Linked DNA regions of Homo sapiens: regions 2, 3, 4 and 5 are each linked to region 1. Evidence: chromatin contacts called from ENCODE Hi-C or POLR2A ChIA-PET data. All regions are on one chromosome and are shown on one strand. The core of a region is the stretch at or near the end of the contact, and the rest is flanking DNA. Distances in the headings are between cores, read along the strand shown.

What was found. Hi-C counts contacts between places; a loop is a spot of excess contacts on that map. ChIA-PET counts read pairs that join two places held with the same protein, here RNA polymerase II (POLR2A). Pooled maps may share reads with other maps.
Region 2: a map of CD4-positive, alpha-beta T cell shows a loop between it and region 1 (10-fold over the local background). The contact joins the promoter of TMEM101 here to the promoter of GPATCH8 in region 1. A Hi-C loop is called at or near these places in 4 of 168 maps with a recorded cell type or tissue (CD4-positive, alpha-beta T cell, CD4-positive, alpha-beta memory T cell, CD8-positive, alpha-beta T cell and 1 more), 1 of 37 single-sample maps with no recorded cell type and 11 of 50 pooled maps. POLR2A ChIA-PET finds 5 or more read pairs at or near these places in 1 of 52 experiments (H1).
Region 3: a loop to region 1 is called in a map of B cell, with 28 times the contacts of the local background. The contact joins the enhancer-like site here to the promoter of GPATCH8 in region 1. A Hi-C loop is called at or near these places in 2 of 168 maps with a recorded cell type or tissue (B cell and naive thymus-derived CD4-positive, alpha-beta T cell) and 8 of 50 pooled maps. POLR2A ChIA-PET finds 5 or more read pairs at or near these places in 5 of 52 experiments (WTC11, activated B cell, activated CD4-positive, alpha-beta T cell and 2 more).
Region 4: a map of CD14-positive monocyte shows a loop between it and region 1 (7-fold over the local background). The contact joins the promoter of LSM12 here to the promoter of GPATCH8 in region 1. A Hi-C loop is called at or near these places in 1 of 168 maps with a recorded cell type or tissue (CD14-positive monocyte), 5 of 37 single-sample maps with no recorded cell type and 12 of 50 pooled maps. POLR2A ChIA-PET finds 5 or more read pairs at or near these places in 3 of 52 experiments (HEK293T, activated CD4-positive, alpha-beta T cell and activated T-cell).
Region 5: a map of naive thymus-derived CD4-positive, alpha-beta T cell shows a loop between it and region 1 (17-fold over the local background). The contact joins the promoter of HDAC5 here to the promoter of GPATCH8 in region 1. A Hi-C loop is called at or near these places in 1 of 168 maps with a recorded cell type or tissue (naive thymus-derived CD4-positive, alpha-beta T cell), 1 of 37 single-sample maps with no recorded cell type and 10 of 50 pooled maps. POLR2A ChIA-PET finds 5 or more read pairs at or near these places in 3 of 52 experiments (MCF 10A, Panc1 and naive thymus-derived CD4-positive, alpha-beta T cell).

The regions. Positions count from the first base shown.
Region 1 is chr17:44,501,964-44,504,663 of GRCh38, reverse strand. GPATCH8 (G-patch domain containing 8) reads left to right here and starts at 1,258. Exons shown (of 8, transcript NM_001002909.4): 1 at 1,258-1,338. The coding sequence starts at 1,294. RefSeq lists a silencer at 975-1,324 and an enhancer at 1,425-1,524.
Region 2 is chr17:44,013,582-44,016,281 of GRCh38, reverse strand. TMEM101 (transmembrane protein 101) reads left to right here and starts at 1,319. Exons shown (of 4, transcript NM_032376.4): 1 at 1,319-1,466; 2 at 1,745-1,925. The coding sequence starts at 1,330. RefSeq lists an enhancer at 977-2,176.
Region 3 is chr17:44,775,050-44,777,749 of GRCh38, reverse strand. It overlaps ADAM11 (ADAM metallopeptidase domain 11), which reads right to left. Exons shown (of 27, transcript NM_002390.6): 15 at 2,439-2,538; 16 at 2,285-2,356; 17 at 2,074-2,166; 18 at 1,543-1,623; 19 at 955-1,005; 20 at 788-851; 21 at 485-584; 22 at 149-268; 23 at 1-55. Among named protein-coding and RNA genes, the nearest start is that of ADAM11, 17 kb to the right of the region's middle. RefSeq lists an enhancer at 1,202-1,702 and a silencer at 1,540-1,859. Within about 2 kb of position 1,334, at least 9 of the 41 ENCODE cell types and tissues checked have a DNase peak (open chromatin) inside an H3K27ac peak, as active enhancers do.
Region 4 is chr17:44,065,386-44,068,085 of GRCh38, reverse strand. LSM12 (LSM12 homolog) reads left to right here and starts at 1,415. Exons shown (of 5, transcript NM_001371445.1): 1 at 1,415-1,622. The coding sequence starts at 1,499. RefSeq lists silencers at 1,333-1,452, 1,743-1,882.
Region 5 is chr17:44,122,359-44,125,058 of GRCh38, reverse strand. HDAC5 (histone deacetylase 5) reads left to right here and starts at 1,418. Exons shown (of 27, transcript NM_005474.5): 1 at 1,418-1,555. RefSeq lists an enhancer at 1,057-1,216 and silencers at 1,307-1,366, 1,437-1,536, 1,587-1,726.

The DNA.
Region 1 (2,700 bases), core at 9-2,508:
AGGGTGGCTGAGGCAGGAGAATCTCTTGAACCTGGGAGGCGGAGGTTGCAGTGAGCCGAGATTGCGCCACTGTACTCCGGCGACAGTGCGAGACTCCGTCTCAAAAAAAAAAAAAAAAAAAGAATACAATGTTTGAATTCTGTGTGCCCTGCCTCCCCTTAGATGGAAGCGTAGGCTGAAGCATGGGTGGGGCAAAGGGTAACAGCTAGAAAATACACACCCTTCCTCAAAAAATTACATTCCATTTGACTCTTTCAGGGCAGGGTAAGACCCATTTTTCCATTGTGTGATTTCTGTCAACTACTCTTTTCAAAAGGAGAGAAGTCCTGCCACCCTTCTATGTGTTTTATGTATTTTGGCTAAGAGTCCTGGAGCACTGGGTGAGGTCCTCAGAAGGGATGGAAAAATCCGATTCTTGACTCTCATAGTCAGCGCTAGGCAGGAGCATCAGAGATTACTGAATCCAATTTCCCTATTGTATAAAAAGGAAACTGAAGCCCAGAGAGCTTTAGTCGATCTGGATCAACTTCGGTCCCTTGTGAAATACTTCTCTCAAAGGATGGCTCGAAGTCAAGCTCCTTGCAGTCTTTGGGCCTTTGGGTCTAACGTTCCCTATGCCCCAATGCTGTAGGCTCCTCGCTGTGCCTCGGTCAAAGGTCCTTTCAGAGACTGTCCCTCTCAGCACTGTGGCCAGTTTTACTTTTTTGTGGCACTTGTTGATATTTAAAAATATTTATTTTACGAGTTATGTGAGTTCTTCCACTGGAATGAAATCCCCATAAGAGGAGATCATTCCTGTCTCGTTCACCGTTGAATCCTCAGGGTGAGCTGAGATTCGAAGCTAAGCAGTCTGGCTCTAAGGTCGCGCTTTCGGCCCAACATTATGCTGCTATTTAGTGAAGACGATGGACTTCTGCGCACACGGGGAAGCAACAGTGAGAAAAGACACCCGGAAGTGAGCAACAGCAAAACATCCAGATTTGTCCGCACGGTGCCCCCTCTGACCTTTCCCTCCGGAAGCTCTCGCGGCTCTCGGGCGGGAGTGCGCACGCGCGGCCACCGGGGTCGCTCCGGGTCGCGCGCGGAGCAGGGGCTAGAGGGAAGGGTCAGCCTCCAGGGCTGGCAGGCGCCTGCGCCGCGGGGCTCCCGTCAGGACGCGCATTCTCGCTCCCTCCCTCGGCTGCGCGCGCCCGGTGGGCGTGGGAGGAGGCGGGGAACCGGGGAGGGGTGGGTGTCGCAGGAGGGAAGGAGCGAACCGGAGAGCGTCGTCCTGAGAGGAGTGAAGGCGGCAAAATGGCGGACCGCTTCTCCCGCTTCAACGAAGACCGAGACTTTCAGGTAAACACGGGCGTCGCCGAGGATGCGGGGAAGGCGCTGGTCTAGCCCAGAACCTCCTTCATCTCCGGCTCCCAGCCCTCTTTCCTTCCAGTTTTGCTCCGACTTGCGAACCAGCTCGCTCTTCTCCCGTCTCTGCTTTCTCAAGAGGCCTCCCGGCTTGAGGGAGGCCGCATCTCCTCGCACCCGCATTCTCTTACCCCTGAAACTCAGGCCGCGGGGCTTGCGGCTTCCGCCTGTTTGGCATCGGATTTCGGAACCGGGCCTGAGCGCCGTGTGAGGGGCTGTGCCCTCCAGGTCTGCCCGATCTGTGCCGGCGAAGGGCTGGCTCCCAGGGGACAAGAGGGGTGGTTGGGTTGGGCTGAGAGGGCTTGGGGGAGAGTATTGCTGAGGCCAAGGCTTCCGAACCCCGGGATTTTGCTCTCACGGATCCTTTTGGGGTCCTTCTCTTTTCTTTCTTCACTGTGATAAATCAATTCCTTTCATTGTCTGCTTTTCCTCTTCCTTACCTGGGAAAAGGTTGCCTTCGCTATCAGACGCCTTATTGGTTAGTCATACATTGAGATTTCGCGGGGCATAAGTGTTGCTGTTATTAGGCTGTTAATTGGGCTTGGAAAGCAGTAAGTTACTGGACTATGATCCGATGTGAGCCTAACCTCAAATCCTATCTCGAAAGATTTGTGAGAAGCGTGATGATAATAGGCCGTCCACGCATGGGGTCACTAGTGCCAAAAGCTTGATTTTTCTTTCTTCAATTGCAAATGTTAGTATGGAAAAATGCCCTTACGATGGCAAGCTCTATTGAGTAAAAAATAAAGGCCAAATTAGAATAACTTGTTTTTTCGCTGTTGAAAATACCTTTCTGTTGAAATTGTTACCGCGGAAATCTCGAAGACTAAAAGGGATTTAGTAGAGATTGGCTATTTCTAGGTAAAATACATCCGTAGAGTCTCAAAAAAAAAAAAAAAACACTGCATTACTACCGCATATCCTGGCAACTGCAATTTGGGTCGGGATGAATCTCAGAACTCAAGTTTTTATCCCGCTGCAGATCCTACTCAAAGCAGTACGAAAGCACTCTAGATGTGTTTCAGAAGGCAGTTTAAAGAGTTTGAATTCCCTGAGATGATAGGATTGGTAAATAAATAGGTAAAGCAGTTTAACAATTTTAACTCAGCACTGTTAACAGTCTAGTACATAGAACGCTTATGAGAAGTTTTGCAGCAGTAAGGGATCTGGGGGCTGTTAAAAAGCCTTGTGATCATGCGCCTGCTGTATAGCTGCAGCACAATACAGGAGAGTCTCAGGATGTTCTAAGGATATAATGCAGATTCACCAAAGTTTGAAGCAGTTCATGTTAGCCTT
Region 2 (2,700 bases), core at 70-2,569, 490 kb after region 1:
AGAATCGCTTGAACCTGGGAGGTGTAGGCTGTAGTGAGCCAAGATCGCACCACTGCACTCCAGCCTGGGTGACACAGTGAGACCCTGTCTCAAAAATAAAAAAAAAGCATATATATGTAAAGCAGATATATATATATGTGTGTGTGTGTGTGTGTGCGTGTGTATCTATATCTATCTATCTATCTAATTGCCACCGTGCCAAGTGATTCAAAGGAAGGTAGCTGATGTTATGAGAACATATAAACGGGTGGGGCGTGGGAGAAGGGGCTGAGAACACACTGGAGGGGAATGCAGAGACCACCTGGATGTCTGCTGCAATTAAACTGACAAAGTATGACAATTTGGGTTACAGCGGGAGCATGGCAGCTGGAGAAATGGACTGACTTGAGATGTCCCAGATGTTCAGATCTCCTTTTTCTCTCAGGGCACAGGCAAAAGGCAAACCCAAAGAGGTGACTTTGAGCCAGGAGGACCCCTTACTTTGATCTTAACAGAAACGGGGGTTTCCTCTGGTGCGTTATGTGTATCATTTATTGAACCACTACTATGTACTAGGACCGACCTTGTCACATTTAAAGTTCACAACTCTGGCCTGGCGCGGTGGCTCATGCCTGTAATCCCAGCACTTTGGGAGGCCGAGGCGGGCGGATCACGAAGTCAGGAGATCGAGACCATCCTGGCTAAGACGGTGAAACTCCGTCTCTACTAAAAATACAAAAAATTAGCCGGGCGTGGTGGCGAGAGCCTGTAGTCTCAGCTACTCAGGAGGCTGAGGCAGGAGAATCGCTTGAACCCAGGTTGCGGAGGTTACAGTGAGCCAAGATCGTGCCATTGCACTCCAGCCTAGGCGACAGAGTGAGACTCCGTCTCAAAAACAAAACAAAACAAAAAAAAAAGAAAAAAAAAGTTCACAACTCTGAGGTAGGTGTAATTATCCCCATTTCATGATGAGTCTCATAAAGTTTAGGTGATGTGCCCAGAATCACACAGGGTTGGAATCAGGATTAGGGCCCTGATCGGGCTGCATTCAAAGACCAGTTTGCTTCAATACATCATACTACGGTCCAAGACTTCTGCTATCCTGAACCCACTGTTCCTTCCTCTAGTCTAGTTTTCAAATTCGCAGGGACAAATATGGCCCTGAAGGCTCCATGAGCAGACGAGAAGGCTGGACTTCGCAACTGGGTCACCTTAGATCCGGAACTAGAGAATGACACCGTTGTTTCCGGGAGGAAAAAGAAAAAGCGCTTGACCCGGAAGCTGCGTGTCCCATCCCCGCGCCTGCTTCTCTGACTGGGGTGAGGCCGCAGCGGACTGCCCTTTCCCAAGATGGCGTCGAAGATAGGTTCGAGACGGTGGATGTTGCAGCTGATCATGCAGTTGGGTTCGGTGCTGCTCACACGCTGCCCCTTTTGGGGCTGCTTCAGCCAGCTCATGCTGTACGCTGAGAGGGCTGAGGCACGCCGGTGAGCAGGCCTACGCAGCCGCTAAACGCGGCAGGGGGCGGTGATGTGGGCAAGAAATTGGGGGCTAGAAGTCGGGACCCTTGAACTGGGAGGAATTGGGACCTCCCTGGGAGGGGTTCTGGTCTGGGTGTCGGACCAAATCTGGTAGGGCGGTCCTGCCCATGGGAGGGGAGTCTGGTTTGGGGGAGCAGTGGAGCCTGTGGGAACTCAAGGGGTCTCAAGCTTCTTCCCCCACCGCTTCATTCTGTCCTCGTTGCTTCCCCACTCCCGGCTCGCAGGAAGCCCGACATCCCAGTGCCTTACCTGTATTTCGACATGGGGGCAGCCGTGCTGTGCGCTAGTTTCATGTCCTTTGGCGTGAAGCGGCGCTGGTTCGCGCTGGGGGCCGCACTCCAATTGGCCATTAGCACCTACGCCGCCTACATCGGGGGCTACGTCCACTACGGGGACTGGCTGAAGGTGAGCGCCTCGGCCCCAAAAGGGTCTTCCCTCTGGGTGACGGGGAATCAGAGGCCAATGCCCAGGGCTGTTGGTGGGCGATGAATGGTGCTGGCCAGCTGCACAGTGTGAAGCCTGGGAGGTTCGAACCCCTTGGCTTATGGAGATTACAGAGCGCAGAAATGGATCTTAGAGACCACACAAACTTCCTCTTCAAAGTGTGGAAACTGAGGTCTAGAGATGGGAAACAGACTTTCCCAAAGCCACAATACAGGATACTGGTGGGACCAGAACCCCGGTCACCTGGTTCCCAGAATCTTTTAAACTGTTAGTTTAGTAATCTCAGACTCATGGGGTACAAAGGACCTTGGAGAGTACCTAGTTTTCATAAAATAAATTTTATGAAAATGTAATTACTGTTAGTATAGCATTTAAGCCAGAACCTGTGCCAGGCCCTGCAGGCTGGAGATAAGGTTGGACAAAGGCACTGTCCTTGAGGAAGAGACTGTCAGACCCTTAGGGGAGGAAGATGTGTGAACAGCTACAGGGCAGCAAGATCAATGTTTTTGTGGCATAGATCCCATGCCATGTAGAATAAAGAACACCAAGATTAGAGTCTACAGATCTGAGAGTGGGGAAGGGAGAAACACATTGTGTCTGGGTTCTGCCACTTACTGGCAGGTAGGACCTGCCAGTTTTCTTTTTTGTTGTTGTTTTTTGAAACAGAGTCTCTCTCCGTCGCCCAGGCTGGAGTGCAGTGACGCTGTCTCAACTCACTGCAACCTCCGCCTTCCAG
Region 3 (2,700 bases), core at 85-2,584, 270 kb before region 1:
GCCATCCTCCACATAGCTCAGGTCAGAGCCGTCCGCCAGCTGCACGTGGCCTCCCCTGGGGAAGTGACACAGCCAGCCTCAGCCCCCTGTCTCCTAACCCCCAGCACAGCTGCAACCTCCCCTCCCTAGTCTTGGTCCTGGCCAGCACCTGCAGTCCAGCTCCTTGCCCTGGTGGTAGAAGGTGACACTACTGATGTCTCCCACCAGGTCCCCTAGCCGAGGAGCTCCAGAGATGTTGACACAGAGGAGGAAGCCACACAGCACGTCCCTGTTGGGGCATATAGAGACAGTGAGCCCCAAGTTTGACCTCAGACTCAACTACTGAACTCTAATCTGCCCTCACCCTGCACCCTGCCACCTCATTTGCCACGTGCCCGCCCATTGGGACTGACAGGCTCCTCCTGGGAGAACCTGCTGCCCCATCTCTGAAAAGTCTCACACCTGCCCTGGAGCTGAGAGGCCCTCTGGGAGCCTCAGTACTCACTGCTTACTGCACTGGACCCAGCCAGATCCCTTGCGCCCACAGCTCCCACGCTCCGTCCCCTCCACATTCAGCTTCTCGTAGCAGAAGCGATCAGCAGCCGCTGTGGGGAGAGGATGCCAAGTGACCCCACGCGCCCCAGGACCCACCCCAAGACCTCAGGCCTGCATCTCCCACACTCTGCCTGGGTCCCTGAGATCCTGGGGAGCTACACACTTGGGGGCCTGTTCAGCTGGAACCCACTCTCCCCAGCTTCTCAGCTCTGGGTCCTCCGGAGTCCCCACTCCCAGCCCTAGCCAGACTCACCATGGCCCCAAAGAACCTGGCACTGCCGGTCCCGGGTTTTGCAGCGACCTCCGTAGCAGCGGCCCTGAGAGTCCAAGAATTAAGAGGCAAGGGATGGAGATGCTGAGTGGTCAGAGTGGAGACAAGAGACTGCCCTGAATCCCAGGCTCAGGGGGCAGCCATCATACCTGCTCATGGTCACAGTAGTAACCGTCCAGCTTGTGCAGGTTAGGCGGGCACTGTGGAGAGAGGGGTGGGGTTGAGCGGAGCAGTCCCAGGACTGGAGCTGAGGGCTGCCCCAGGGAGGAATGCTGGGGTACCAAGTGCCCCCCATTGGGGGCTCATGCCACAGGGCTCTTCCACGCCTAGGACAAGCGATCTGTCTGGTTCTGGACCCAGACCACACGGATTTGCAAGCCCCAGAGCCGCTCCAGCCTCCCTCCCTCGTAGGGCTGGGAGATAAATGCCTGGCATGTAATTAGGTTGTAATAGATGTTAACTAATATTATCGTCTACTCTGATCCCTAACCTACACCAGGCACCGGGCCAGGCGCTGGGAATACCAGCCAGACGATACATTCTGGTTTAATGATTGAAGGAACAAGGCCAGGAGCATGAAGAACCCCTTTCTCAGATAAGAAAACAGTCTGATCAGTGGAGGTCGATGCCAGCTGTGGAGAGGAGGGGAGTGCTGAGCACTCGTCCGGGAAAACCAAATCGACAAGGGTAGGGGTTGCCTCGCCCAGGGCTCCACAAGACGGCGGGGCCGGGCGGACCTGGCTAGAGTCCCCGGTGCAGGTCTCCGCGATGTCGCACTCGTTCACGGCCTCTCGGCAGGACACACCCCGTGGTTCGTACTAGGGAAGAGACGCGCTCCTCGAGTCAGGCAGGATGGATGCCTCGGCCCTGCCCTCCCCAGGCCCCTCGCTCTCTGGACCCCCACATCCCCGGGCCCTCCAGCTCCCCAGGGCCCCGTTTCAGGCCTGTTCTTATTTCCCTGCTCCCACCACCTCTTGAACGCTCCCCACCTCGCTCCCAGCGCACTCAGCACCGCCCCCAAGCCCGCCCACCTTCCCGCCCCTCCTTGATTCTGGGCAGCCTTCCCTTCCCGCTCCTCGTAGCCCCGCCTTCAACATCCTTCAGCCCCGCCCCTTGCTCCCCATTGGCGCTGTCTTCGCATCAAGCCCTGCCCCAGAGGCCTTCGTCCCCGAAGGCTCCGCTTCCCTCCCTAGCTCCCACCCCTTATATGAAGGCCTCCAATCGCTCCTCCTGCGTCCTGGCCCCGCCTCCCGGCCGGTCCTGCTTACCTTGCAGCGGCGACAGCAGAGCCCGTCGCTGCACATGGCGTCGTGAGTCAGGGTGCATTTCTTGCAGCAGTTGCCACCTGCGCGGCTGCACTCCTGAGGGACGCGGGAGGAGGGGAAGGAGGCGGGCGAGCCCTAATCCTCCCACTCAGACGCTCCCTCGTGCCCACCCCCGCATCCCGGTTCCCCACCTGGCGCCCGCACCACCGCTCACCTGCACCGAGCCGCAGTCGCACTCCTCCCCTGCCTCCACGAAGCCGTTCCCGCACTCTGGGGGGTCCAGGAGCTGGACCGGGAGGACAGGTCGGGAGTCTGGCCCGGACCCCGCCCAGGGCCCGCTCCCATGCTCCCCGCCGCGGGGCTGGTACCTTGAGGGGCTTGTTGAAGAGGCAGCTGCCACCACCCTCCTGCAGAAACTGGTTGTACTCGTCGATGCTACAGCGCGAGAACTTGCGGGGCAGGTAGAACCTGGATAGGGCGAGGGGAGGTGCTGCTGGCTGCTCCCCTCCAACCCACCCTCACCCCTCTCAAGGCTGGGGAGGGGGTACACTGGGGGACTTCGTCACCATCGCGAGGAGGCGGAGGATCTGCCCCGGGATTGCACCAGAATCCTCCCGCCTGTCCCTGTCG
Region 4 (2,700 bases), core at 166-2,665, 440 kb after region 1:
TAAGCCGCGCCAAGACTGGCCCTTTGCTTCCCTCTGGACTAGAGAAAGGTCAACCTGTTTCTTATACATGAAGCGAGGATCCAAAATTTCTATAGTGAGCGGTGGGTGGGTTAGCGACAGCCATTGGTGGTAGTAGGGCTTGAAAATGCACGCTCATAGTCCTTTGCATAAGATTAAGAAAACGACTGTTTTGTACATCAGACGGACATTCAAGGGCAGGGGCGCAAAACCCCTCCTCCAAGCCCCTTTTTGTCACTATCCGCTGCTCCTCATTCCTGCCTTTTGCCTGGCTTTCTGGGAGAGAGGGCAAAAAGGGAGAAGGGGAAGTGTCTTGACTTCTAAGAGTGATGGGTGACTAAGGGGGAACTACCATTTATTAAAGACCTAGTACATGCCATGCACTTATACCCGTTACCGCATTTAAACCTCCTAACTATGAGGTAGGTATTATTATGTAACAGAGTATAGCAGTAAATAGCACCGTCCTTGGAAATAGGCAGACTGTTTTTGCTAGTTGTGGAACCGTGGACAAGTTTAGTCTAAAACTTAGTTTATGTAAAAGGAGGACATTGATTCCTACCTCAAAGGGCTGTTAGATGCTCAAGAAGTGACAATACAAATGCCTATGAAGAAACAGGATCAGGTAATTTGCTTGCTCAAGGTCAGGTGATTTAGTAAGAGGCTGACCTCGGATTCTGGTTCCAGCTTATCTAACTCCACAGCCAATGTTCTTTCCACTATCACTCAGTAGTTATAATCATCTTTTTTTGTTTGTTTGTTTGTTTTGAGACAGAGTCTCGCTCTGTTGCCCAGGCTAGAGTGCAGTGGCACAATCTTGGCTCAGTGCAACCTCCGCCTTCCAGGTTCAAGAGATCCTCCAGCCTCAGTCCCCCTAGTAGCTGGGATTACAGGCACGCGCCACCGTACCCGGCTAATTTTTGTATTTTTAGTAGAGACGGGGTTTCACCATGTTGGCCAGGCTGGTCTCGAACCCCTGACCTCAGGTGATCCACCCGCCTCGGCCTCCCAAAGTGCTGGGATTACAGGCGTGAGCCACCGCTCCCAGCCTTATAATCATCTTGTCCAAGTATCGTTAAGTCCTCTGAGGCTCTGATTCCTCATATGCAAAATGGGGTTAACATATTTTATAAAATTCATTCATTAAACTCTTGTGTGGAAGGTGTGCATATAATGGAGACTGCAGCTCCCTCCTCTTTCCCCTTTTCATTCCACGTAGGTCATTTATCCTTAACTTCTAAAATGGACTCTACAAGCACTTAACCGAGCGGACGCAGCTATACAAATACTTTTCAGATTCCCCTTTATTTCCTCTTCTTTCCCACTCCACCTAGGATCCCGCCCCAACCAGCGCCAGGCCACGCCCCGGCGTGTGACGCAAGCACGCTCCGTGCGCGCCGTCGCGTCGCGGCGCTCACTGGGGGCCCGGCTTTCGCCCGCTGCTGCCGCCGCCGCCGCCGGCCGCGGCTGCACTCCCAAGATGGCGGCTCCTCCGGGCGAGTACTTCAGCGTTGGGAGCCAGGTGTCGTGCCGGACGTGCCAGGAGCAGCGGCTGCAGGGCGAGGTGGTAGCCTTTGACTACCAATCCAAAATGCTGGCTTTAAGTATCCTTCCCTGCGTGAAGCCCGAGTCCGGGCCGGCGTGTAGGTGCGGTGGTCGGGGGGTGGGGGACGACGGCGGCGGCTGGGGCTCTCTCCGGGCCTAGGGGCGACCGGCTACCGCGGCGCCCGGGGCGCATGCGCACGGCCCTGAGCTCCCCTCCCCCTCCCGCGGGCCCTTCGGTCAGCTTTGGGGATCCTGTCTCTCTCTCTTTGCGGGAGCTGGGGCTTTACCGAGGATCAGTGGGTGGAGGAGGGCTTGACACGGGGATGGCTTTTTGGGGGGAACGTTATGAGAGGGGACACAGTAATTAGGAGAGGGGGTGGTGGTGGGAGGGGGCTGATGGATTGGAGCCCGGATGGAAAGGAGGGGCGGGTGAAATATTATGGGGAGGGGTGTTTAGGGTAAGGAACTGCTGGTAGGGCAAAGGTATGGAATTTAGGAGGGCATGTGCACTGATGGGATTTCGTCCAAGGAAGGGCGGTGGGATGGTGACCAAATTGGTCCTTGCCTGTTTTGGGGGAGAGTAAGTTCAGGGCAGAGTTTGTATCTGAGCTAGGGATAGTGGCTTGTTTCGCTGATGCGTGTGTATGTGTGGTGGGGGGGCTGTGCTGATTTTTAGGCTTCTCGGTCATTTGGAAGTTGCTGTTTAGGGGATGTTTGCACTGGAAACCTGTTCCAGAGAGGGCTTGCCAGGGGCTTATGTGGTTTGGGGATGTGTGAGTTACAGGTGAAAGAGTGAAGTTCTCATGCTGCCTTGATCAGTCCAGCACATGGAGTCCTTTTACGTAGTAGCAGCCTCCCTTTTGAAAGTAGCAATGTTAAACTGATTGGAAAAGGTGGCCTGCTTCTTTGGGGTGGAAGTGACTTCTGAATTACTCCAGGAAACTCAGTCTTGGAAATGAAACACTTCCTTGTTGGGATAAATGTGCCACGGCTTCCCTTTTTATGTGAGCCACAGGTGGGTTTATTGGAATTTTTTTTTGGAGGAGTAATTTTTTATGGCATCTTTTTTTTTTTTTTTTTTTTAAGATGGAGTCTCGCTCTGTCGCTAGGATGGAGTGCGGTGGCGCAATCTCGGCT
Region 5 (2,700 bases), core at 169-2,668, 380 kb after region 1:
ATCCACCAGCCTCGACCTCCCAAAGTGCTGGGATTACGGGCGTGAGCCACCATGCCCGGCCCACGCCCGGCCTCTTTTTTAAAATACAGACAGTGTCTCGCCATGTTACCCAGGCTGGTCTTGAACTGGGCTCAAGCAATCCTCCCGCCTCGGCCTCCAAAGTGCTAGGATTGATGACAGGCAAGAGCCAATGCACCTGGCCCCTTTAAAACTTTTTTTTTTGAGGCAGAGTTTCACTCTTGTTGCCCAGGCTGGAGTGCAATGGCACGATCTTGGCTCACTGCAACCTCCGCCTCTCAGGTTCAAGGGATTCTACTGCCTCAGCCTCCTGAGTAGGTGGGATTACAGGCGCCTGCCACCACGCCCGGCTAATTTTTTTGTATTTTTAGTAGAGACGGGGTTTTACCATAATGGCCAGGCTGGTCTCAAACTCTTGACCTCAGGTTATCCGCCTGCCTCCGCCTCCCAAAGTGCGGGGATTACAGGCGTGAGCCACCATGCCCGGTCCCCTATAAAACTTTTAATGTCTGGATAATATTTTACTGAATGAATGTCTCCTGCTTTGCTTGCCAATTCCCTATCGATGGATATTTAGGTTGTTTTCAACTTTTCACATCATTACAAACAATCTCATGTTCATTTTTTAACATAACAACGTTTATTTATTTGGAATACATTTTTGTTAGTGGAATTGCTGGGTCATTGACAAATTGTCTAGGTCTAATTAAACATGTTCATACTGTGTACCAAGAGGAGATGTAGCGTGGATGGCACCAAAGTCAGGGAAGTCTTTCCGGCTCCTGGTCTGCTGGTCTGCCCTTTTGAAGGCCTTGGAGTGTTACAGCCATACCCTGGCCTTTCCCAGGCTTTTCTTTCCCTGGCACGGATGCAGTGTGTGCGGTCAGAGCTGGCGAGTTCGAGACTTGTCCGAACCATCCACCCGCAGCCAGGCCCCGCTGCAGAGGCTGCGGTGGCCCTCCCAGCCCCTGGGAATCTATCCCCAGGTCCCCTCCCCGACCGCGGGAGGGCGTGTTAGGGGAGCAGCTTAGGCAAGCGACGATTGCACCATCCACGTTTTGAAAAGAAAGTCCGGGGAGCGCAAGGAGGAAACTTTTACAATCCAAAGGTTGAGCCCCAGCATCCATACTCGGCCCCTGCAGCGATCCTTCCACTCCTGCTCGCTGGGTTCCGATCCCTTCCCTTCCACCCCGTCTCGGCCGAACCCTGTGCTGGGCACTGGCCCTTTAAGGAGCTGTCACGATGGCGTCGCTGGCCCCGCCCGGCGGGGAGGGCCGAGAGGCAGGGGAGGGGTTGGTGGTGGCTGCGGGCAAGGGGAAGGCGGGGGGGGCTGGGGGGGGGGTCTGGGTCTATTTTTAGCTCCGGGTCGGGTCACGTGACGGGAGTGACGTCTCCGAATGTTGTTGTTGGTGGCGGCGGCGAGCGGAGCCGGAGGAGCCGCCGCAAAGATGGAGGAGCCGTCGAGGAGGTGCTGCCGCCGCTGCCGCCGCCGCTGCTGCCGCCGCCGCCCGCGAAGCCGGAGCTCGAGCCGCAGCGGGTGAGCGCGCCGCCCCGGCCCAGATCCCATCTTCCCCGGACCCCGGGACGCGAGGCGGCGCCCCCTCCTCCTGCTGTCTCTGTCCGCGGGCTCCCAGCGCGCGCGCCGCGCTCCGCGCCCCCCTTCCTTCCTCCCGGCCCTGGGAGCCAGCCGGCGCCCCCCGGGAGCATCGGCAGCCCGTGAGCGGGACATCGGGGTTGCTGCGCGCGCCCCTCCCTGCCCCTCCCAGACAGGGGCGCCTTCCCTACAGGTAAGGGAGGGGCCCGCCTTCTCGCGCCCTGCGCCCCCAAATGGCTCGGAGACCGGCCGGGGTTGTCTGATTTGCCCCTTCCCTGGCGGCGCATGTTGCGTTGCAGAGCCATTTGAGCCCTGCACCCGGATTCTGTGCAGACCCCTCTTCGCTGGACACCCCTTTCTTGGTACTCTGAGGTGAGGGGTGCTGTCCACCCAGAGCGCTTCTCCCCATAGCTACGAACGCATCCTTGATTTTATGTCCTTGACTTCCGTGCATGAGGAGGGGGACTGCGGAGTCCACCTTACTTCTCTCTCCCATTATTCTCACCCCGTCTCCTGTGAGGCGTTACTGCGTTTGTTGCCACCCTCTTCTCCTGTCTGACACCTTGGAGCCAGGATGCGAGAGCTAGGAGATGAAATGGAGCTCCCCCCCAACCCCTTCTTGTCTTGGGTGGATGCCCCCCATTTTTCATCCTGGATCTGTATCTCATGGAAGCGGGGGCACTACCAGTGCCTTATTAACTTGGGGGGAGTCAGCTTCTCCACCCCACCCTTCCCTGGGGCCCTGGGGAAGATGAGAACTGGCTGGGTGTAAGTAATTAATCTGGGAGCTTGGTGGGGGCTGTTGAAGTGGGGAGGTTGGGTGCTTCCTTTGGGAGAGGAGATGACCACTTGATACCCCTGGCTGATACCCCTTCTGAAATGAGGTGTGTCCCTAAAGAGGAAAGGTAACAGCTGCAGTTGCTTTTAGGAGGGTGCAAAAGGGACCCATCACTCAGTCAGTGACCACCATGCTTTTGGGATCTGGGATTAGATTTGGAGCTTGGGGAGGTGGTGGTGATTGGTTTCAGTGTCCAACTGGGAGGGGAGGATGGAGCCAGATTATGGGAACAAAAGGAGGTGGGGGGGAG